3 separate regions of the Mus musculus genome follow, and all the other regions are linked to region 2. A link is a loop called in an ENCODE intact Hi-C map of the cell type or tissue named here. Cell type or tissue: gastrocnemius. All regions are shown on one strand. Region 1 has its middle 160 kb from the start of Gm10248. Region 2 overlaps Kcnma1 (potassium large conductance calcium-activated channel, subfamily M, alpha member 1). Region 3 overlaps Kcnma1 (potassium large conductance calcium-activated channel, subfamily M, alpha member 1).

Region 1 (8,000 bases), 280 kb before region 2:
ATTTTTGTCACGGAAAGGTCATGTTCAGTTATTAACACAGAGTGACAACTGTACTTCACAAAACAATTGCCCTCCTTCATCCCTGCCACCTCCACACAGGTCTCTGCAGACAATCGCTTCATTTCTATTCATTACCAGCAAGATGTTTTAACAGCTCCTTGCCGTCCATCTTAGCTGTCTAGGAAGCATGGGCTGAGGGAGTGCAGGGCACTTCAGGAGAACAAAGGATGGAAAATATATTTTCATCTCCAGCCAGGTCAACTCAATGCCACTTGAGTGAACATAAAACTTCCTGTGACTGCTGAGACTAAAGTAACTCAGAATGACCACTGTGGGATTTCAGAGCTGGGGAGAACTATGCCAATTCCCTAGGCACCTAAAAATCCTGGGATTCTCCAGCCCTATGGCCAGTATTGTGCTACGCAACACAGGCAGGATGTTTGTGTGTGTGTGTGTGGGGGGGGGGGGTTCTTCAGTGTTTGAGATGCTTAGAGCTTGTCACCCTATCTTGATCCTGGTGACCTCAAATTTGACTGTGACCTGTCAATACTTTCTAAGCTGGCACTGCTTAGCATTCAATCTCCATCATCACAAAGGTGAATCATGCCTCTTATGGATGCAATCACTAAACAAAGTCCAAAGCAGCAAAACGAAGTGGGTTTTATGTTTCTCAAATAGCAGCAGAAGTGCTATGTGCAACTCTACCTGACCCCTCCGCTTGAGAGAGAAAAGCAATCATGCAGAATCTTGTAGCCTTATGTGATTTTAAGAGTTATGGGTCTTGGTCTATCTCATCAGAATTTCAGAAGCAGAATGGCAAACTGTATTTATGACCAGCCTTTTAAATATTTGTTTTATGTCTATGTCTAAATATGTATGTGTATGTTGAAATATGCCTGTATGTGTACTGCTAAATATGTCTTATGTGCACTGCTAAATATGTCTGTATGTGTACTGCTAAATATGTCTTAAGTGTACTGCTAAATATGTCTTAAGTGTACTGCTAAATATGTCTTATGTGGACTGATAAATATGCCTTATGTGTACTTATGTACATATGTACACATGCATGAGAGCATAGTCCTGTTTCTGAAGCCTGTCATAGTTGTTCATTCAAAGCAGAGACAGGGTAGCCTGAAATAGGAGGAGCTGTGACATATGTCATTTGACAGTTTGCTGAAGCACACAAAGCAATGGTCACTTGGATGCTGGTGAGTTTTCAAAGCACCTGTTAGTGAGCAGCCTCGGATTCCCTTACTCAGTATACCAGTAACATGGCCCTGTGCACCAGGCCGGATCTGTGCTAGGTAGGTTTTATCAGGGAGCTCTTTCCTCGGCATGGTACCTGTGGAGGAAAGAGGAGCAGCTCTGGAAAGCATGCTGATGGAGAGAAGCTGTGGCATATGATAAAATGATGGACTCCCTGGGGAAATCTCCACAGCCTCGGCCCTGCACCGCGATTAGTCTTGTCCTCGTTGGGCGATGCGCATTACCTTGTTGTAGCCTCTTGGAAGGAATAATATATGGTTTGGATATTACTCTGCTATTGACATGCTGGCATATCTGCTTTAACAATTTTTAAAGAAACAAGTTGGAGTTTACAGTGCCGGGTGTTTAATAAGCCTGGAAGACAGCTGAGGGTGGCTGTGTGAATGCCGATCAGGTTTCTCCAGGCCCTACTGTAGCCCTTCAGTAAACCGCCAGTCCCAGGGGTAGAATGCACTCCTTCCGTAGGATCAGAAAATAATAGCTGATGGTGTGGATGTTCAATAGATGGAGTAAGGTGTTTTCATTTTTCTGAATTCCACCCTGTCTTCATTCACCTCAAAGCTTACAACTCTTTTTGTTTGGTTGGTTTTTGTGTTTTGTTTTGTTTTGTTTTTAAAATAACTCTAGTGTTGAACACAGTGACTGCGGTTTAGGCACTCTAACGTGACACAAGGTGTTTGTTTTTAGCCAGATCTTTACAATAGTAAACGTTAGAAGAGTGAGTTCACTTTTCTGGTTTAACCATTTAGACTCAGCCCCAGAAGCAAGGCAAATGGCTGTAAGCTACTGCTTAGAGATGGCCCAGATCAATGCCTCTCGGAAGGTATACATTCTCTCATGATACTGAACTGCTTCAGGTCATCTGACAGAAATTAGTTATGGGCTTTTGTCCAGTAAGAGGAAGGCAAAGTCGTTGATGGGGGGTGGGGGGGCTAAATCGAGAAAGAATAGGAAATTTTATAGCTGGACACAGAAGTTTTCTTATTTATCTCCTGGTGGTACAATGGGCAGATGAATGTTTAGTCTGACTTTTAAAAAGCTAACTCATGCATATTCATACCTGCGACATGACTGCGAAGTTTTATACATCTGACTCATGTATACTTTTGTCACATAAGTGCATGCTTATAGTCACATAATTTATGCTATTGTTTTAAGCTTTGTAAAGGTCTGTCTGAGGGGCTTCCTACCAATGGATAATTCTGGGTTTAAGTGTGCACTAAATTTACAGGCTGTACTGTAGGTTGTGGGATGTAAATTTACATCCTGGACTGCGGCTGACTCTCTTCATTTGTTCTAGAATGTTTTACACGGAACTATGTACAGCCCATTCATCATGATTTACAGCATGTCTTAATTTGGTATCACACACAGGTCATTAGCCAGCATGGTTGAAAACTTCTCCACATACCCTTGTAAGATGATATCTGGTGAGTGTGTCTACGGGTAGATTGATCAAAATACTTTTAAAGTCCTGGCATTAATGACGTTAATTGTAAATGCAATTGTAATTGCATTTGGTTCTCATTATTAGTACACATGATTTACTATTTCTTTAAAAAATATTCATACGGCCTGGCTGTTTTATAGATTTACATAATTAATTTTAGTCACAATATCTCCCTTCATCCCTTATTCCTATGTCTTTCAGGAATCCTTCTCAACAATTTCTCCTCTTAATCCCATGTCTTCTTTTTTCTGTGGCCACTAAATTTCTTCCATATTAACATCTTAACTTGTCACATGACTAACTCTACTGATTGTAAAATATAACATTTTCAAAAGTTGCATTTTCCTGATTATTAATAAGATTACCTAAACTTTGGATAGGGTATGTTGGCCACTTGCTTTTTTTCTACCTAAATGGCTGATTGGCAGACAAAAGGAGGGGCACAGGCAAGCATCTCTTCAGAACACCCCTGTCCTGCTGGAGCGATAACACGTTGCTCAAGACACAACCCTTTGTGATTTGTTAACAGGACCAGAAAGTACAGGCATCACAGTGACTCATGGGAACTTTCCTGCTCTAAATCTGTCACCCTGGAGCATTGAGATAACAGATTTAGCTGAATAGTTAGATTGAGAAATACTATGGTCAGACTAGAACTACAGGACAGACTAGAACTGAGATTGTTCTTAAGCCCAAACTATCCTCAACAACACATAAAGTGACTGGATACATTTTACATCATTATTGAATACCAAGCCCAAGACACACATGGCTACAGTGACTCTCTCTCCTATTTGCATTAACTAAGTGACTTTGGGGATGTAACTCTACACAGGTTTATTTCTTAGATGTACAAAACATAATATCATCAAGCTTTTAAAATTTCTGTAAAAATTAAAAGTAATTATTTAAAATTGGGAATTATTTTGTCAATATTTATTATATAGCCATATGTACATGACCAAAGCTGAACATAGCCTTCATATATGACCAAAGCTTTGGCTAGTTCCAGCCCAGCCAGGTAAGATATATCCCTTACTCCAGAAGATAGTCTTGATGGAAGGAAGTTAGCTTTGAAATGTCACTTTTCTTGCCAGGTAAAAATAAGTGCTTGCAGCATATAAAACATATTTAGTTGAGCTATTGATGGATAAATCATGAAAGATGCATACTTGAAAGGTTAATATCGACATTCTGTAAGACATAACTTTATATGCAGCACAGGTATTGATCCAGCTGTGGTGATGGGCAGGAGGGGCTGGTAGCGATCATTTGCAGTGGCAGCATGAAGGTGTGAAAGAGCTCAGAATTCTATTGAGGATGTGGTGTTCTTTAAACATGTTTTTGGAATCTCCATTTCAACTAATGAAGTGATTCTAGTCTGTTTCTTGCTACAGCAGTTACCACACCTAGCTTCCAAGGAGAAATATTTACCCAGCCATAGACACATGGCTAACTACACCTTCTGCATTTACCCCAGACAAGCAATTGCCAGGCAGTCTCAAGCTGTCTGAACAACACTTTTGAAGGGAACCAGGTATGTTTCTTGTTCAATTAACAAAAAAGAGAAAAGCCCTTGGTGATATTTGAGTCCTTGTTCTCTCTAGCTAAGTGGATACCAACAAGTTTGCTGTTAAAAGGAAACTTCCTAGTTAATAAAAATATTTCCTTTTATTATTAAAATGGGGTATAATCCTAGTAAAAACTAGTAGTTAGTAATTTTCATTCATTTCCCACAACTGTTACATAGAGAACTCTGCATGATGTAGGGTGAGACCTTACAAATTCTTGTACAGGGACACCAAGAAAAAAAGAAAAAGCATGTTATTATGCACTTAAATGTCTGTCACCAAACTCCAGAGAGGTTAGGTCATTAGATTTGTCTAGTTCTTTAACTTATTATTTTGAAATAAATTCAAATTCATAAGAATGCACAAAACATGGCAAACAAAGCATTACCACATAAATTGTGACCAGAACGCACATGCGCTAACAATGTAATCAACAAAATCCAGAAATCAATACTGATGGAATACTAACAGCTAGTCTATAGGGCTTAGGAGAATTTTACCAGTTTGCTCACCTACATCCATTTTGGGGGTTACGATCCAACCCAATGTAGAACCTTGAGTTCAGCCACTTCTGTCTAAATAATCATCAATCTGAAAAACCTTCTCAATCCTTGAGTTTCATGGCTTGGTTTGTTTAAAAATACTGGCCACTTATTTTATGACTTGTCTCTCAACTTGGTTTTATCTAATTTCTCATACAACTATACATATGTGTGTATACATAGAAATAGGTGTACTGTATTCAAACACAAATGAATCTTATCCAATATTATGATTACCATGTTTTTTGTTTCTATCAGTTTTGTTTATTTCTTAAAATATAACCTTAAGATAGAGCAAGTTTTCCTATTTTAACTTCATTTAATTGATTATGTATAATTGTATGGAATGGCAAATTCCTGTTTTATTCTCTAACTTCTAAACCAACTTCTGCTTTATCCATTATGCAATTTCTATACCTAAATCATATATTTTGCTAATTTTCTCTTAAGCTGTAGATAGATAGATAGGATAGATAGATAGATAGATAGATAGATAGATAGATAGATAGATAGATGATAGAGTAGTATTCTTAAGAATGTAGTAGAATATGGAAATTTTGTATATAAATCTTTGCATCAGATAAACTCTTCAATTTCTTCTTGGGTATGGTGTGAAGTCTGGGTTTAAAGTGATCTTTCTTGAATTGGCTACTTAGTTTTTGTATAATTTATCAATAAATCCATTTTGACTCGTGATATGGTTCCTTGATTAGAGGCACATTGTTTTGCAGATTCAGCCTCACTAAGTAGTTAAGGCTGGCCTTGGGCTCCTGATCCTATTGCTTCTGCTTTCTGAGTACTGGAATTGTAAGAATATGCTCTCATATCCAGTTGACTAATTTGCTTTTGTGTATCTGCATGTTTGTGTGTTTGCTTGTGCCTGTGATACACTCTGTCTATCTATCTATCTATCTATCTATCTATCTATCTATCTATCTATCTATCTAATCTATCTACACACACACACACACACACACACACACACACACACACACACTTGCCTGGCAAGTATTTTCTCCACTGAGCCATCTCTCTAGTTGTTGGAGATATTTGGCTTGCGAGACTTCCTGGCATGTTGAATTCTTAGGGCTCTCTATAGAGTTAAATGTCTGGTAAGATTCTTTTACTTGTAAAAGAAGGTTCTTTTACTTGTAAAAAGGTTCTAGAAATGTATGTCTGGTAAAGTTTACTACTGCCTCCATTACTAATCCACCTGTGCCCTCTATGCTTGTTTTCCTGACTGCTATTATGTCTGATTTTCAACATAAACAAGCCTAGCTTTACATCAAACTTGTATTGCTCTTTTCAGAACTATTGCAGTTTAGCAGACCGCATACTGATAGAAAGTTGAGTCATTTTAGTCAAGAAGGATGACATCAGATCAAGTATAGTTTTTGTCTTTCAAAAGACTTCCTAAAGTCTTACTCATAAACATTGTGCATATTTCCTGTTTAGCTTATTTTTGGCAACTTAATTTTTTACTATAGTTTCTCCATCTTCATATTGACTATTATTTGTGAATATAAGGCTGTTGATTTTCAAGCATTGCTGTGATGGTTAAACTGTTCATCAACTTACCTGGATTAAGAAACTCCAGGAGGTGGAGCTGATCCTCAGGCCTCTGTGAACCTTCACTCCCAGAGGAGAGCTTGCCTCGAGGGAGGGCTCTGACCACAGGACTCAGGTGAGATCACCATTTTCCCTCCAGTGTCTCTCTAAAGCAGGTCCACTCCAGAGAGCACAGGCAACAGAGCTTGTAGGACAGGATCCTATGGGCCTATATCTGGAGCCAGGAGATGGGGCTGTTACACAGCCCTTTGTGCACTGGTCTTGCCAGGAAAGAGCTGGTCTCCCAGGAGTGCTGACACAGGCTTATAGACTCATAGGAGAAACAAGCTCAAGCAAGAGACAGCAAGAACATCTAATACCAGTGATTACCAGATGGCAAAAGGCAAACGTAAGAATCTTACCAATAGAAACCAAGACTACTTGGCATCATTAGAACCCATGACTCCCACCACAGAGAGACCTGTATATCCCAACACACTGGAAAAGTAAGATTCAGATTTAAAATCATATCTCATGATGTTGGTAGAGGATTTTAAGAAGGACATTAATAACTCCCTTAAAAAAATACAGCAGAACACAGCTAAACAGGTAGAAGTACTTAAAGAGGAAACATAAAAATCCCTTAAAGAATTACAGGAAAACACAACCAAACAACTGAAGGAATTGAACAAAACCATACAGGATCTAAAAATCAAAGTAGAAACAATAAAGAAATCACAAAAGGAGACAATTCTAAATATAGAAAACATAAGAAAGAATTCAGAAGCCATAGATGCAAGCATCACCAACAGAATATAAGAGAAGAGAATCATAGATGCGAGCATCAGCAACAGAATACAAGAGATGGATGAGAGAATCTCAGGTACAGAAGATATCATAGAAAGCATAGACTCAACAATCAAAGAAAATGCAAAAAAAAAAAAAAAAAAAGATCCTAAACCAAAACATCCAGGAAATCCAGGACACAATGAAAAAGACCAAACCTAAGGGCAATAGGTATAGATGAGAGTGAAGATTATCAACTTAAAAGGCCAGGCCAGTAAATACCTTCAACAAAATTATAGAAGAAAACATCCCTAACCTAAAGAAAGAGATGCACATGAACATACAAGAAGCCTACAGAACTCCAAATAGACTGGACCAGAAAAGAAATTCCTCCCGACACATAATAATCAAAACACCAAAGGCACTAAATAAAGATAGAATATTAAAAGCAGTAGGGAAAAAGCTAAAGTAACATATAAAGGCAGACCTATTAGAATTACACCAGACTCCTCACCAGACATTATGAAAGCCAGAAGATCCTGGACAGATGTTATACAGACCCTAAGAGAACACAAATGCCAGCCCAGGCTACTATACCCAGCAAAACTCTCAATTACCAGAGATGGAGAAACCAAAGTATTCCATGACAAAACCAAATTCACACAATATCTTTCCACAAATCCAACCCTTCAAAGGATAATAAAGGGAAAACTCCAACACAAGGAGGGAAACTGCCCTAGAAAGAGCAAGAACATAATCCTTCAACAAACCTAAAAGAATATAGCCACAAGAACAGAATCCCAACTCTAACAACAAAAATAACAGGAAGCAACA
Region 2 (8,000 bases):
CAGTGGGAAAAGAGTTCTAGCCCATTAGTGTGCATGCCAGACCTACCAGGAAGTCATGAGACCTCAGTTGCAGAGACCAGAATTTGATCATATCACCAGCTCGTGAAATGAGCTTGGTGAATATGATAAGGTATGAGAGCAGAAGATATGGTTCCAGGTGCACATGGACACCTTTGAATATATTTACTGTTATCTCTTGGACACTGTAAATGGTCACAAGACCTCAAGATGGTCCAATCACCTCCCATGCTCTGAAACCAGTCTTCTGCAGAATGCACACCCTCCCTCATTAAAAAAAGCAGGAAGGGGGGATAGCGAGAAGGGCTTGATTCAATGCCACTGCTCCAGGGACTTTCCAAGTCACTCAAGCACATGTCCTCAGGTGCAGCTGACTTACTTTCTGCCTCCATGTTTGTTAAAAGTCCCGCCGAATTTATTCCGATTCAGGATGAGAGCAGCAATTTCGGGCACGTAGCGGGCAAACATTGCCTACATGCATGAGACAAAGAAACAAGAGCCAAACAGAAATGGCATGCAGAGAGGCCCCTACGCCGCGGAGGCCACAAAAACCTCTTGGCATACTTACTTTCTTCCACTAACCGCGCTATAGGAGCCCCCGTATTTCTTGCGGTTTCCTATTAACTCTATGATTTCAGGGACGTAGCTGGCAAACATGGCCTGAGGAGAAGAGGGGAGACAGAGAGAGACTAAAAAGACAGGCCAAAGAAAGGGTGACCTTTTCAGAAGGGGGATACTAAGATCTGAAAACACAAAAGGATTAGACCTGCAAAGGTGCGGATTCATGTGTTGGATTATACAACAATAACAGAACAAAGGGGAAAGCTCCTGAAACCACACAGAATGAAACATACGTGAGTTGACCTAGACAGTAGAAAACAATAAACCACAGTCAAGAAAAATATAAAGGAGACAAGCGTAAATGAGCTGACATCTTGTAGAATGATGCCAAGTATTCACACACACACACACACACACACACACATTCATGACAGGCACTCATGGATACACACATGCATGGACACACACGTATGTGCACATACATACACATATGTGTACACAGGTACACATGCATGTACACGCATGCACACTTACACACACATGTATACATTTCTGTCAAAAAGTCCTTCCACATAACACTCAAAGGAGAATTTTTTATGAGTAGCTAAAGATACTAAACACTAAAAAGAAGATTTAAAAATAAACATTTTCATTTAAAAATGACTAAAAAGCATAAGAGGTCAACTTTGGAAATCACACAAGAGGAAAGGATGGATAGCAAGGAGACACGGAGCTGCCATGTTTTACCCAACAAAGTCTGTTCTGTGGCTGGATAATGGGGTCTCCTGAACTACGGGACCCTGCAGGGATGCTGCTAATGTCCACCCACACACACATTTATATACATTTTTCAAAATGTATATGTCCTATGCATACAAAACAGAGAGAAATGTATGCATCACTTCATATAAATGTGTGTGCAGTGCACATGCGCCACAGCTGTGTGTGGACTAGAATCTCAGTCACTTACCTCATACACAGAAAAAAAAAAAATCAGACTTCGCTATAAGCTACTTTGAAAGAGAAAATGAAGCAACTGTTCCCTGGAATTACATTGAATGCAGTGATTTCTTGCTACATAGGAACCAGTGAAACTTGTTCCAAGGAGAGAAATGGAGCGGGCTTTAGACACAGTTATGTCCTGACTATAATGACATTTCCTAAGTGAAGGGACCCTGCTCTTTAGGGGCAGGTGCCAGCCACAGTGTTTGTTGGAAGTTTGGGGAGGAACATTAAGGGGAGGGGAGCTCTTGAAACCGCCATCTATCTACAGAGTCTGGACAGCATCTACCAGAATCAACAGCAGCTACAATATCTGATAGTGAATTCCATTACTAAAGGACACTCTCATTTATTAATGGCATGCCTCCCTTAAAACGATTAGGTTTGCTCCTAGTGACATGGCTGTCCCCAGTGAGGACAATATGTCTGGTTCTAAGGGATAAGCATAACACTAAAGAAATATGCAACAAAGACACTATGGTATTTGGATTTAGCTCTCCTGGTTGCATTAAGGCAGTTACTTGCTTCCAGTGCAAAACACATTAAAAATACTATGTCTAAGGAAGTGGGCATTGGAAAATATTAATAATCATTAAAATAGATACAATAAGAAAGAGGGCTTTTTTTTACCAGTCCCCCGAGGATGAAGAAGACCATGAAGAGGCGTCCAAGTGTGGTTTTTGCATAAACGTCCCCATAACCCACTGTAGACATTGTGACCATGAGTAAGTAGACACATTCCCAGTACGTAAGTGCCTGGTTGTTTTGGAAATTTTCCCATGGGTCCCCTGAATTCTCCACCTACAGCAAGGGAGGGGGGAGGGAGAGAAAAGAAAGCCATCAGATGTTCATATGTACAGTATATGCAAACCAGGATGCCCAGAGCTCCTGAAAGTTGTTTTTTACATACGCTTCATATTCGCAGTACAGAATAGATGATTCTCATTGCTAGTCACTAAGGCATGATTCACCAGAAACCCCAGGGGGTATCAGGACAGGGATGAGGAGGAGCAGCGCTGGTGTGCTTTCCTACGCATCGCTGATGCTTGATACACTTTACAGCATCTCTTTAAGGCAGGTGCTAGATGCTTCCTTCTGCCAGTCCCTTGGGGATTCCTGCTGAGACTCTAGACTTTCCTTTCATTCGTGTAACTAAGAACACCAGACCCAACATCTTTGGGACACATCTACAGCCTGAATCCAAAGCATCATCTCTGCTTCTGGGACTGCTTGTCTTTCTTCACCAGAGCCCACCAGCAATTCTGAGCTCCGAGGTTTGGAAATTTCCTCCGAAACAAGAGAAGTGACCTCTTGGAAACTGCAGACACATGCACACACACACACACACACACACACACACACACACACACCATCAGAGAAATGGCTGCAGACGTCTTCAAAATGGCCCTTGAGCCAATAGTTTCTGCTTGTGCTGCAGAGTTCCTGAGGTCTGCGCAGATGCTCAGTTCTGTGAGCTTGGCTGAAGCCCAGCAGGGAGCAAAGAGTGGGGGCTACAGCAGGATTTGGGGAACCTGAGCCCAGAACTGGCAATTGGCTTCAGAAGGAACTGAATGATAAAAGGTGAAGGTTGACTAGTTACACAGGGACTGGAGACGTGGCTCAATGGTTAGGAACCATTGTTCTTGCAGAAGGACTGGAATTCAATTTCCAGCATTCACTTCTAGAGAGCCTAAAGCCCTCTGCTTCCCTCCAGGGGTACATCCACACATGTGCACATATCCCTACAGTAAAACACAGGCATACACATAATTAAAATATGTATAGGACTCTTGCAAAATCCACAATTATCTTGTTTAGCAGATGGAAACAAAGTCACTTATGCTAAGTTTTATAGTCTGGTGGGGGCTTCTTCTGATTGTAACAGTTTATGTGCAGATGAAATGTACATTTCATAGTAACTATTCTCTCTGAAAGCAGGCTAGAGAACTCTGCCTTGGGGAGGTAGGAAAGGTTTGACTTGGTAATAGCATTCAAAGAGTCATTAGTTTTTAAAAACAAAAAAACAAAAACAAAACCATTTGGGGGTTTTGAAACGACTTGAGAAGTCATCTAGCAAGACAGTCAAAAGCAGCTTTTTTGTGCGAGAGAAGTAGGGACAGATCCCAGGATTTGCATTTGTTGTTTACAAAGAGCTGTTGAAGTTCAAACTTTCAGTATAGGTGCCAGACTTTTCCTGGGCGTTTGCTGTGGAAGCACTGCCATCTTGTGGCCTTCTGAGGTTATTGCATACAGAGTGAAAAACTAGGCAAGTCTCCCTGAAGCAATACAGGTGAAGCTGAAAGATGTCGGTTGGTCCTAGGAACATTACTCACTATTTGGAACCAGTTTGAGGGGTGGAAGTTAAGGGTAGGGAATTCTGAAAATTGAGTAGCTTGTCCCACTTTCCTGTATGTACAGCTAAACTTGTCTCTTTCCAAGAAAACAAATGTTAAGTAATAAAACGGCCTAGCAAGGGCCTGCTCCATGCCAGCTACTTACCAAGTGGATGAATCCAGCTGCAGTCAGCCACGTGCTGATAAATATGGAGAGCAGATTCACCAGCTTGATGGAGTTACTGTACAAAGGAGACAAGAAGAGTCCCAAAGTTACAGAGAGAAGACCCGTATGGAACTGCCCGATGGTGTCACAGTCTCCCTTCTGGGGCAGAAGCAGGCTGCTGTCATCATAAGGAAATTTGACTCAGGGGAGAAACATTGGTCAGGAATGAGGCTCTCAACAGAGTCTGTAGGAAAATCACAGCCAGACCCTACATTAACCCCTCAAACGTTGCTAAAACTTAACTTGTCTAAAACAAAACCCTTCAAATATATATTAAAAAGAAACCAGAGAGAAGAGTAAATAAAATTTGTGTATCCTTCACCTAAATTGACATTTCCCCATGACTTCATCATCTCTGCAAGTATGTCTTATTTTCTTCAGTGTGATAATTCTTTCTGGTTGTATTTGTTTTGTTTGAGCCATTGTGTTGTGGACATCACCGCCCAACCTCTAATCACCGCGGCATTCTGCTCCGAAGAGCAGACACCATGCAGTAGAATCTGGACACATCTGTATATCAGAAAACGAACTGAATTCAGCAATGCGATCTAGCATACAATCCCAATTTAAATGCCAGTTGTCCTGAAGTTATATTTAATGGTGTTTCCATCACGTTCATCTTGCAGAAAAGAACTCTGTCTCCCACCTCCTGTTCTCCCATTCCCGGCCCTATGCAGCCTGTGGTGCTTTGAATAGGTATGGCCCCCATACATTCATGTGTTTGAATGCTTGGCCCAGAGGAAGCACTATTAGGAGGTGTGGCCTTGTTGAAGTGGGTGTGGTTTTGTTGGAGAAAGTGTGCCGCTGTAGGGGTGAGCTTTGAGATCTCATATGCTCCAGCTATGCCCAGTGTGGTACACAGTCACTTCTACTGCCTGTGGATCAAGACGTACAACTCTCAGCCCATTCACCAGCACCACATCTGCCCGCAGGCTGCCATGCTTCCCACCATGATGATAATGGACTGAACGTCTGAACTTTAAGGCAGCCCCAATTAAATGTTTTCCTCTATAAGGGTTACTGCCGTCAGAATATCTCTTCACAGCAACAGAAACCCTAAGACACAACCCCCGCAGAAGCTAATCCTTCTCTTTGGGTAATCCATCTATGGTAACACTGCCCTCTTTCTGCCTATTTCTTTCTCTTGGGTAATATATTATCTACTTTCTAATGGCTTAGAAGGTTAACAATGGTGACATCTGAGACTTTCACAGTATGTACGCAGTGCACCCACACACCATCATGCTGATGTTTGATGTATACTGACTAATTTCTCATAGGATCCTTCAAGATCATCTGGGGGAACTGGGAAACTGACAAGTTTAGTTCAGTAGGCCCCACAGTTGGAGATGGAAATGTGGCCATTTCAGCCACTTTCAGATCTATTACTGCACAGCCACAGTGTCATGTCAGTGGCATTGATGGCTGCTAGCTTTTGGATCCTGAGCATACCGCTAAAAGGGCAGGATGGAGGCTGTTGTTGCTCAGCCTGGGGAATTCGTAAGGGAGGCCTCCTAACAAAGGCTGCGATCATGTTTCCTGGGTGGAGCATGAGGAATGGAGCTTTCTCTGCTTGTATTTATATAACTGAAGAGAGGAATCCAAGTTCCCGGTTTGCCTGGCATTGATTCTGACAGTTCAGGACAAGAATGAGTAAACACTTCCAAAGTTGTGGGTGAAACTAGCCTTTTGAGGTGTGTGGGATGACATCCTCGGGGTTGGAAACCATATGCCAGCAAAACAGCAGACTGTCCATCCTGGGCATCTTGGTCCTCGCCAGGATCACCCACCATTTGTGGTCCCTGAGGACTGCTGGGGCTTTTTGATGTACTAAGTATTTGCTTGCGTCCTCCCCCTCTTCACTCTTTCTGCTAATGCAGGTGGTAGGTGAGAACACCACTGTCACTCACTATTGAGGAAACCGAGCATTAGGGGGTGTAGATAGCTTGCCTGGGAATCACAGCTACAAGTGGCAGGCCTCATCTAAGTAGCTTGGGAACACACTATAGGAAGCCTCAGGGATCCTCTTTTCCCTTACCCTGTAGTTTGCCCATCATCACTTCCTAACGACCAATCTCCCCACAGCTACTGACATGGGAGACCAAGGTGTCCACCAAGGACTTCCTTTACTAAATAATCCAGTGGAATTCAGCCAACATCAACATCAGCCAACAGAGAAGCCTGCCAGAGTTTTCAGGAACTTTGTGGAAGAGAGTTCTAATCCATCTCAGATACAATCCTTGAGAAGACCTCCAGAGAACAAACCCAAAAGAGATGAAGAGAGGAGCAGAATCTTAAGGAGGGAAGCTGACAGCCTGAGTGCAGATATGCCAAAAGTCTGTCACTCCCTCTGGGACCCAGTCACTCTGCCACTTGCCTAGACACAATTGAAATGGCTCACATCTAGAATGTTCTCAGAGAACATACGAATTGGCCATATCCGCCCACTTTGTGACCTGATACGGTTAGCTCCAGGGCTCTGGATGCTGTGGTATGAAGCTAGCACTCCCAAGCACAAGGCTGCTTGTGCTAACTCCTGACCTTCAAGCCTTTTCCAGACATCTCAATGAGTCACTCTGTGCTTCACCTCATATCAAGCGAAGTTCTCTGACAGAGAATGGAATTGCCAACTGAAAAAACAGAAGTTTGAGGCTTACCCTGTCTCATCAGCTATGTTACCACTAAACCTTGCTCCAGGCAAATTTCTCAATGGAAAATCAAAGCAGAGCAGCCCATTCCCCTGTCTCTCCCTTTCGAGCCCCCTAAGACGTGATCTGATATTGAAGAGAAGCAAGTAGTAGGGAGAGCAGGTAGCCTATGGCAGAGAGAGGAGAGGCATGTGCTGCTCTCTATTTCCAGGGGAGAATTCAACACCTAATTGAGTCACTTACAGACTCCCAGATCCTCAGGGCCTGCGAAAGCACTGCACCATCAAAAACCATGCAGAGTCTTTTCAAGATATTAAATCTACTGACGTCTCTTGGTGCTTTGGGGAAATGGCCTAAATATGGTGATTATTAATCTCTAAATGATTGTCACTGGGACATTAATGGTGCTTAAGGGAGCTCTTGCTGAGTGCAGAACATTTAATCACCACTGCTGAGACAGACCAGGTTTGTTGTGGAAATCTGATTAATTGTATGACATCAGCAACATCACAGATTGTTCGCACGAGGAAGTGGACTTCCAAGCTGAACCCTATGACCAAGTTAATATCTGAAAGCTATGTAGAAAACCTGCAAGATTAACCCCAATGATGGGTGTTCTCTGTCCGCTGGGATGTGGACTTTGACATCTGGAAGATGACTGCTTCAAAGGAGGGAGGGGTTGCCAGCAGAAGACATTGAGTATTTGTGGCAAAAAGAGTCATTGGAGATGGCTATCTGCAGCCTTCCTGGCCAAGCCCAAAGGCTTGAATCAAACATGAAATTATCAGTAGTTAGAGTGGCACTGACCATGCAGAGTCTAGCTCCTTGCTTTGAAGGAGAGATTGTGATCCGATCATGAAAACCTGCCCCCTCTTTTTGTAAGTGTCATTTCTGTGTTTTTATGGAAACTTGTGAATTCCCATACATGAATTCTCCGTGGCTGTTCTGGTTTGGTATATGTCTTAGTTACTTTTCTGTTGCTATCATAAGATACCAGGACTAAAGCAATTGATAGAAAAAAAGCATTTATTGGGGCAAGTCCATAGCCATTATGTCTGGGAGCATGGCAGCAGATATGCAGGTATGGCCCTAGAGCAAAAGCTGGGAGGATCCATCCTTATCACTAGGCAAGGGGAAGGGACTGGTGTGGCCTTTGACACTTCAAAGTAACACACCTCCTTCAACAAGGCCCCACCTCTCAATCCCTCCCAA
Region 3 (8,000 bases), 100 kb before region 2:
TACAGGACCACAGGGCACAACACAAAACACAGGGCTGATTACCACAGACAAGCACAGACATGGAACTGGGTGTGTTGAGGTTAAACTTACAGGCACGGAAACTGGTGGAGCAATCATTAACAGAGACAGAAGAAAGCGGGAAGGTTCTCTCAAGGGTGTCCACGTTACCACGCACACGGCCTGACATGCACGAGCAGTCACGCTCAGAACGTCCGCAATCAAAACAACATGCTCGTCTCATTCTCTTGTAGATGGACATCTTGGCTATAACCATGTGGTTGGATGGGAGGAGAGGAAGAGCGCGGTTAATGGCAAGGTCACATACAGCAAGGCAGCTGGAAGGGCGCTGGAGGATTGAACACAGGTCTTAGTTCACGTTAACAGTCTTGACCCAGAAACAGAAGAAAAAAAATGCAGTGATTGTTGGTGACAGTTTGGTTGTACATCAAAAATAAAAAGAAGCAGTGAAAATATAAATTGCCTTTATCATTCCCAAAGGCTGTTGCATATCATTTTTGTCCCCTCGATGGAGCCGTGACCACAGGAAGAAGGCATGGCTGAACACATCCCGTTTCTTGGATGAAAAAAAAAAAGCAAATTACAGACAGAAAAAAAAGATGTAACCACCATTCTCCCCCTGACAAAATTAATGCAGGAGGGCAAAAGAGACACACAGCCAATCAGTTAAATGAATTGCTAATTTGGTACAATAAATGTTTTTTGCAGGATATAAACATATCTAATATGTAGGTTTTCTCATTTTCATCTATTTCTGGGCATTAAGCAGAGCCTGCGACAAGTTTCCATCAAATTAAATGTGAAACGATTACGTGTTAATATCAGATCTGAGGATGCTTTCGCTGAACTTCCCGGGAGTGAGTTTACATGATAGCTACAGGAATTTAAATTTACTCTTGACAGAACAAATATCCAAATCTGTCCATATAAGAAATGCCTCTACTCAGGGCTAACGCTGGATACATTAAAGGAAGTTCACAAAAAATAAAAAAATAAAAAAATCACCCAAAGCAATATGAGATGTTGGTTTCCTAGATTGCTTTTAGCTACTCATGGGAGTATCAACTGGGAGAGCTGCCTTTCTCTCCCTGCCCACCAGAGAATTAGAAGGCAATTAGTTGGTTTAATCATACTTTTTTCCTTACACAGAAAATATTAGCCAAGAGAGATTATAAACAACAAAACATGAAATACTTGGCATGTGAAATATCTTGCTGGCATTTTCAGGAACCCTCAGTGGTTCTTTTAAGACTCTGGCATAGTGTGAAGGTTTGGTACTGACCCTGGAGCCACCTCAAATACCGACATGCAAAGCTCGTTAATTTAATGCCCCCATTGTTTCCTGTTTTACTCTTGTGGTCAATTTATATTTCAGTACAAGAGAAGCCACTGCACCTCTTTTTGATGCTACAACAGGCAAACATGTTTGCTTCTCACTTAGCAGGAACCAGCCTGCTCCTCTTACAGGGTAGGAGAAAAACTCATTAATCTTCCAAGTATCACAGCCAATCACTGAACTTGGACCAAGGAGGTGTTATCTCCACTCCCACCCCGTCCTCCACACTATCCTTATTTCTTTTCCTTTGTAGAGAATAGTCACTGTCTTAGTTTAAAATATAACTTGTGGTTTTACTCTCTTTGAATGTTACAGTCACCAGGAAAGGGTTTAAATCTCTCACATGGGTCAAGCCCTGTTCTAAGACCTTAATGACTTGCCATACAGTGGGCTTGTCAAGCAAGGAGAACATCATGACTGTGAAGAGCAGGCACTGGGGGGAGATGAATGAGAGACCTCCAACAGCATCTCCATTCCTGTGAATAGGCTCACATTCCCAGTGACATGGTCCTTTAGCATCCTAACTGTTGCACTGATTAACATGCAACCCCAGCCCTGTTCAACTTAAAGTGTGTCATTCTTTTGCTCTTAGCTTGTTACCAAAAAAAATAAAACTAAGAATCTGCCATAGCATTTGAGTCAGAGGAACCCCCAAGGCTTGCAGCCAATGTCCAGGTCATCTTGATCAACAGCAGTGGCTGAAGTCAAGAATGGGAGAAAAGAAAAATCTTCAATGGAAGACATGAAAATAAATTTAGCTGAATCGTATCCAGATCTGGTATTTAACTTGGAAAGCCAGTCTTTTGCTTTTTCTTTCGTAATGCTTTAACTGGACCTATGGACCTGTTACTTACAAAGGCGAGGAGAATGGAGATGATTTTTTTGTTTTGTTTGTTTGTTGTTTCACTGTAGATAAATTATTTTGAAAGTTGTTTTCTTTTTTTCTGTTTTTAAATCAAATGCTGTAGCAGAAAATCCCATCAAACTCAGAAATGCTATGTTTCTCATTAGCAACAGTCCCTGGTTTTCATTTTCATACTGCCATTTCGGGTTCATGCATGGTAATAGAATGTGACACATTTATGGGGAAAGAAAGTTCATGTGTGTGTGTATATATATATATATATATATATATATATATATATATATATACATATGGAAGGGTGATGGGAATAGGTAACTTTGGAATCTTTTTCCCCCCACAGAGGTCAACTTGTCACAATGGGCAATGGAAGCCTCCCACTTCCAAAATGTTCAGGAAGGAGCAAAACACCAAACCAGTGGCTTTCAGGGACTGTTTGCAACTGTCATGGTTGGCTGTTCCGGAGACCATGCACTGTTGTAAAATTTCATATTGTTAGCATGCAGTAACAGGCTGCAACTGGTAACTGAGGCAGCAGAAACCCATTTGCTATAAGAAGATTAACTGTTAATTATAAGCAGTCACATTCCAGAGCAGCATATGCATAAAACAGAAAACATGCTCTTAGTCAACACTCCTGCCCAGTCATTTCACACTCCCACCAAATGCAGAAAAGAAATCTCAAAAGACAAAGAGCAACACACACACACACACACACACACACACACACACACACACACACACACCAGCAAGAATGATCAACATGAGGCTCAGAGACAAGACAAAAACAGTTAAAAATGATTGAGCCCCACATATTGACAAACCTTCATGAACCACAAGGTCTAGAGTAAAGACAACCAGTTAAGTGTGTGCCCCCCTTCTGCACCACCCCAGTCACGTGTGTCATCACCTATGTGCTTCTAGGTCTGTTTCCTAAGCCGAGGAGAAGGGTGATTCTGACCTTGCATCTGATGGAGCAATCCATCAGGGTTGAGGGATGTATGTTCAGTTAAGAGATTCCCTCTGGACCGTTATTACTCATGGTGAAGATTAGCAAAGAAAAGCTGAAGATTTGCCTCCCTTGTAGTAGGTGTTCCAGAATATGTGGGCATTTTATTCTTGGGTTATAAAATAAAGTTGTATCAGTACTACATCACAGACTTCCTCTGTCACCTTCCTCAACTCTACAGCTTCCTAACCCTTCACTTTGGTTCCAGTGAATTACAGATTTCCAGAGCCTTCTTAGTGGCTATTTTTTTTGTACATCCGATTTTGGGTCAGAGGATTTGTTTCCAGTATCAGAGAGGTACTTTAAACCCCTAAGGTTGAGTTTCACAGACCTACTTGCAATACTTCAGTATCTATTTAAAACACGTTTCTCATGTATTCCTAGTCATTAAAAAAAAAAAAAAAGAAAGTAAGAAAATCTTCTCTCCACTGTTGTTTGCTGAGTTCCTTTCTTAGTTAGTAGCCATCCACCGCTCTTCCCAGTCACCAATGAAAATGTTTTCTGTAGTGTGAGAGCAGAGCAGAGTAGGTCTATGAGGACATCTAGTGGACTGCTGTAGGAGAGCAAGCAGCTCCTTAACAGAGCAAACCCTGACCTTGCTGTTTCATCTCTCCTAGGCCTTGTCTCCTCTCTAAGACTTGAAATCTTGTGGTGTTATTTCAGTTCAGTGGCGGATGTTTAGGGGTAGTGAGGACAAATGGCTGAAAGGTCCTGGGACAGCATCCTGGGGCGGTCAACAGTGGCAACTTGCAAACACATTGGTTTAAGTGTATTGGTGGATGGGGTCCCCATGCCTCAGCTCTGCAGCAGCTTCCTGAGAGAGGGACTGGGCCAGATTATTAATGGTGTGGCTACTTGTCACTCTGTCTTGGGGCTCTTGGAACTTTATGCTCTATAAACTGCCCCCATAGGCCAACTTAACTCTGGGAAAGAAAAATATATAAGCCACCCGAGACTTCCTTTTCTCTTTGGCCCACAAAATGTTCTTGTTCTTGGACCAGTACCAATGATGTGAAGAGATCATGTCAGTGCCAAGAGTCTGATCCTGGGTCTCACCTTCCTCTAAAAAACAGATAACTTTGTTTGAGCAGTTTCATCGCTTCAGAAGAAAGCTTTCATGTGCTTCTCTTCAACACAATAAAATGGATGCCCATCCAATACTTCCATTATGACTTCCTAGTAGTATTTATAGAGACAAAACAGAAGTACTTCCCTAGTGGACACCATCAAAGCTATCTGTTTACTGTTGAATGTTTACAGTGGAAGGCTTTCTCAGAGACACACTTGCCCGACTTTTCCTCTGTTGTCAAAGGTCGTGTTGCTAAGAAATGAAACCTGCTGCAGATGGAGCATGGTCACTTTTCTTTCCTTGGGGCACACTGATGCAATCAGGTATCAGGCCTCAGGTCCTCTGCTGGTTGGCCCTTCTGCACCAAGTCTGGAATGGAAGGAAGGGTTGCAGCCCATGCTGTCTGCAGTGCCATCTACCTCCGGCATCAGCAACCAAATGGCCAGCCAAGTTGCAATTGCAGAATCTTAATTTGGGGGGTGGATTGGAAGGGAGAGGAAAAGTGGCCTTGCCAAAGAGGCCAAAGTGGAGGTTTCCAGATGCTAGAGGGAAAATAATTTGGTCTCCAAGGGAGTATATGTAAGAGGAGACTAGTGTGAAAGGAAAAAAAAATGCTGTTAAATTAAGGCACACTTCTTAGACCACAGCCCACTTTTTAAATCAGTCTAGGGAAGGGAAGCATTGTTTCTTAACATGAAACCATTCTTCAAAGGCTCAAATTATAAACAAAATCCTCTACAAAAGAAAAACCCTTTTGTCTGAGGTATATTGTTAGATGAAACACTAGGAATAAGAGGGTCTTTTAAATCCTATAAATGAGAAATGATATCTCCCCTGAACCCAGTTCCTCCTGTTACCTTTTGAAGAAGAAGAAAAGTCTTATGCATGGCTTTCTGTGATCAGAAAAAGGCAAGGACAGAGCCTAAAGTCAGCCACCTGGAGTACACACCCAGCTAGTTGATCTGGCTCACAACAGTCACGCTGTGGCAGAGGAAGGTGAGAGAGACTGCCTCTGGAGCTGTGTGTTGACTGGCTTTGTGTGGCCGTCTAGTTCTCAAAGAGTGCTAGAGTGTGAAAGCTCTCAGGGTGTAGAAGTGATGCTTCCACGTACTTTCCGCAGAGCCAATTTGGGCAGAACTGTGTGTTGTATTGAAGAAGGTTGCTATTTTGTTTTGGCTTCACCCAGAACATTATACATTTTCCAAACAGTGAAGGCTACCAGAACTTGGGAGTCAACTTGCTTCTTCTCCTTCTCCTTCTTCTGCAAAGGAAGATGAAAGACCTGGGTGCTGATACATCTCCATAGTCCAGAGCCAATGAATCAATGAGTTGTACATTGGGTCTCCTGTTTTCAGAGAGTCTTATGTCTGTAAGTCAAGACCCAAAGTTGATGTCTGCCAGTTGTAGGTTATACATAGAAATACTGACCTTTAAAACTATATCCGATTGGATGACAGGGATCTTATGTCTTTAGTAAGTTAGAGAAGTCTAGAGGCTTGCTTAGATTCCTACATGGTTCACTCATGAAAAAAAAAAAAAAAGAGTAATCTCCTTGAATTAACTAACAGAGTTTTGTTTTTTGTTTTTTGTTTTTTGGTTGGTTGGTTTGTTTGTTTGTTTGTTTGTTTTTGCCCTGAAATAAGCACATGGCTCCTCCAGGATGCTTAACTTTCCCAGAGGAACTGTGGAGGAATCACTGAGCGTTGACTTAAGGAGAAGTTTTGAAAGCAAGGAAATGCCGTAGACTGTAGGAAATAATTACCACTTGTCTTCAGAAAGGCAGATACTTACAGTCCCAAAGGAGTATTCAATTAAATCTCCAGCAAGCACCTTCTTGTACAGAGAGGCATCTATAATGTGATCGTTGTATTTCTCTCTCTATGGAATATCTCTATGATTATATATAAAAATACACATTTTTACATATAAGCTACCCCAGGACATATCATATATATATCACAACTTAGGAATATATATGTAGCCTATGTGTTTCCTTCAAGAGAGGAATTCAAGCTCTGTAGAAGGGAAAAACAAGTGTCGTTTATCAAAGGCAAGCATGACTATGACCCCCAATGGACAAAGCATCTATAGCTAGAGTTGTAATTACTCTAGCCTAACCAGTGTCCCTTAAAAGTCCTGAGCAAAGGCCTTCAAGAGAAACACACTGTTGTCAGGGTCTTATTTTCTAATGGAAAAATAAGACCGTGTCCAGAGCTTGCTGGAGGCTGGGGGATGGGTGGAAGCATAGAGAGTGGGCTCTGGGCACTCTCCAGTTCCTGGCTACTCTACAAGGACTGTGTAGGGCATGAGCGAGTTGGGGCATGATGTAACTGCTACATGCAACACGAATACCAAAAGTAAAATGAAACTAAAACTGTACAGAAAGGAAAAAAAAAAAGATCTCATCTAGAGAAAAGACCAGGAGAACTGACTCTGGGCTGCTCGGAACCCATTTTACTCACAATAGATCACTACCAGGGTGCAGTTAAAATAGAGTAGGGGCCGTATTCCAAGGCAGCAAAGAGGAAACAAAATAAATCAAAGATATGTCAATGATTAGAAATTAAAGGAAATTCTTTCACACACATCAATCTAGACATGACTTGTCCCTCAGGAGTCTCTCCCTGGCAACTTTTCAGAGGCTGGGAGGAGGGAAAGTATAAATCATTAGACCAGGTTTGTGACACAGAAAAGAAAATGAATAAATGCTAGTGCCTGAGAGATTGCTCCTTGGCTAGACATCTGGATTGGACTTTCTTCCTGAACAGATGGAGAACTAGGAAGGGATGGAAAGAGATGTGCATGTTAAACTATACTACCAGCACGGGATCTCCACAATGGAATGTCCACACGCCATACTTCGCCGATTGAGGACATGAAACATTGAAGGTTATTGAATGAGAAGGAATGGAACAGGTAGGGAGGGAATGGGAAGGAGAAACTGGGTAGGGACAGGAGGTTGGGAAAACATACAGGGTCTGGAGACTGTCAGTGGTTTTGCTCTTGTGCAAGCTGTATTATTCCATGGTGAATTGATGCACTAAGAGGTTTGGATAAATAGCTGGGTGAGTCAACTGTCCTTTCCAATCTTAAACACGAAGAGGTGCCTGGCTGGTACCTTAGCATCCTCCTATATATAATGACAATGATAACTATTTCTTGTAAAAGTTTCTTTAGAGCCAAACATATTTTCTCTGATTTCTTGAGTGCCTGGCCTTCATAGGGAGGTTTATATTCAATTATTCATTTTATTCTAATCCTCCCAAACATGTCTGCATCCTGCCCTCCAGGCTATGGCCTTCTAATTGGGAATAACAACATTTGGACAATTCTGATTAGTATCAAATATTAACCACACAGCCTATGGCCTTGCCACACTTAAGAGTAGCTTGGCGGAGACAATCCTTTTGCAGCAATTGTGTCTCATGCATGATGGCAGATCAAACATTTCACTAGCTTAACCTACTACAAGGGAAATTAAGGGAATAAAGGTACTGTACATTATAGTGTGATTTTCACAACAAGAAAGGTAAAAGTTTACTGCTGTCTACTTGCCTGAAAAGGAAAAAAATACCCTGGAAGTCAAATTTTTTATAAGGATTTTAAATGGGATGTGCCACAATGTCCTATAAAGGACATTATAATTTCAGAGAGAGTGAGAGTTCTCTCTTCAACTTTCCTCTTCCATTCTGTCTTCCTGAGTGAA

What was found. Peaks named below come from ENCODE experiments on the same cell type or tissue, not always from the same donor. Only the 100,000 strongest peaks of a DNase experiment are listed, where the experiment ranks them.
Region 1: a loop joins it to region 2, with 2.4 times the contacts of the local background. A loop is called at or near these places in 3 of 42 quality-filtered maps.
Region 3: it touches region 2 in a loop (2.4-fold over the local background); 9 of 42 quality-filtered maps call a loop at or near these places.

What each region holds. Positions count from the first base shown.
Region 1 is chr14:23,250,746-23,258,745 of GRCm38, forward strand. No RefSeq gene overlaps it. Among named protein-coding and RNA genes, the nearest start is that of Gm10248, 160 kb to the left of the region's middle. In gastrocnemius, no CTCF peak of the experiment used is centred here; no DNase peak of the experiment used is centred here.
Region 2 is chr14:23,526,139-23,534,138 of GRCm38, forward strand. Kcnma1 (potassium large conductance calcium-activated channel, subfamily M, alpha member 1) reads right to left here. Exons shown (of 28, transcript NM_001253364.1): 7 at 4,081-4,156; 8 at 2,212-2,382; 9 at 587-678. Among named protein-coding and RNA genes, the nearest start is that of 5430425E15Rik, 20 kb to the left of the region's middle. In gastrocnemius, a CTCF peak has its summit at 3,804 (motif pointing left); DNase peaks (open chromatin) are centred at 3,056 and 3,800; H3K27ac peaks cover 501 bases.
Region 3 is chr14:23,425,477-23,433,476 of GRCm38, forward strand. Kcnma1 (potassium large conductance calcium-activated channel, subfamily M, alpha member 1) reads right to left here. Exons shown (of 28, transcript NM_001253364.1): 19 at 91-264. Among named protein-coding and RNA genes, the nearest start is that of 5430425E15Rik, 81 kb to the right of the region's middle. In gastrocnemius, a CTCF peak has its summit at 3,761; DNase peaks (open chromatin) are centred at 3,789 and 4,714; H3K27ac peaks cover 790 bases.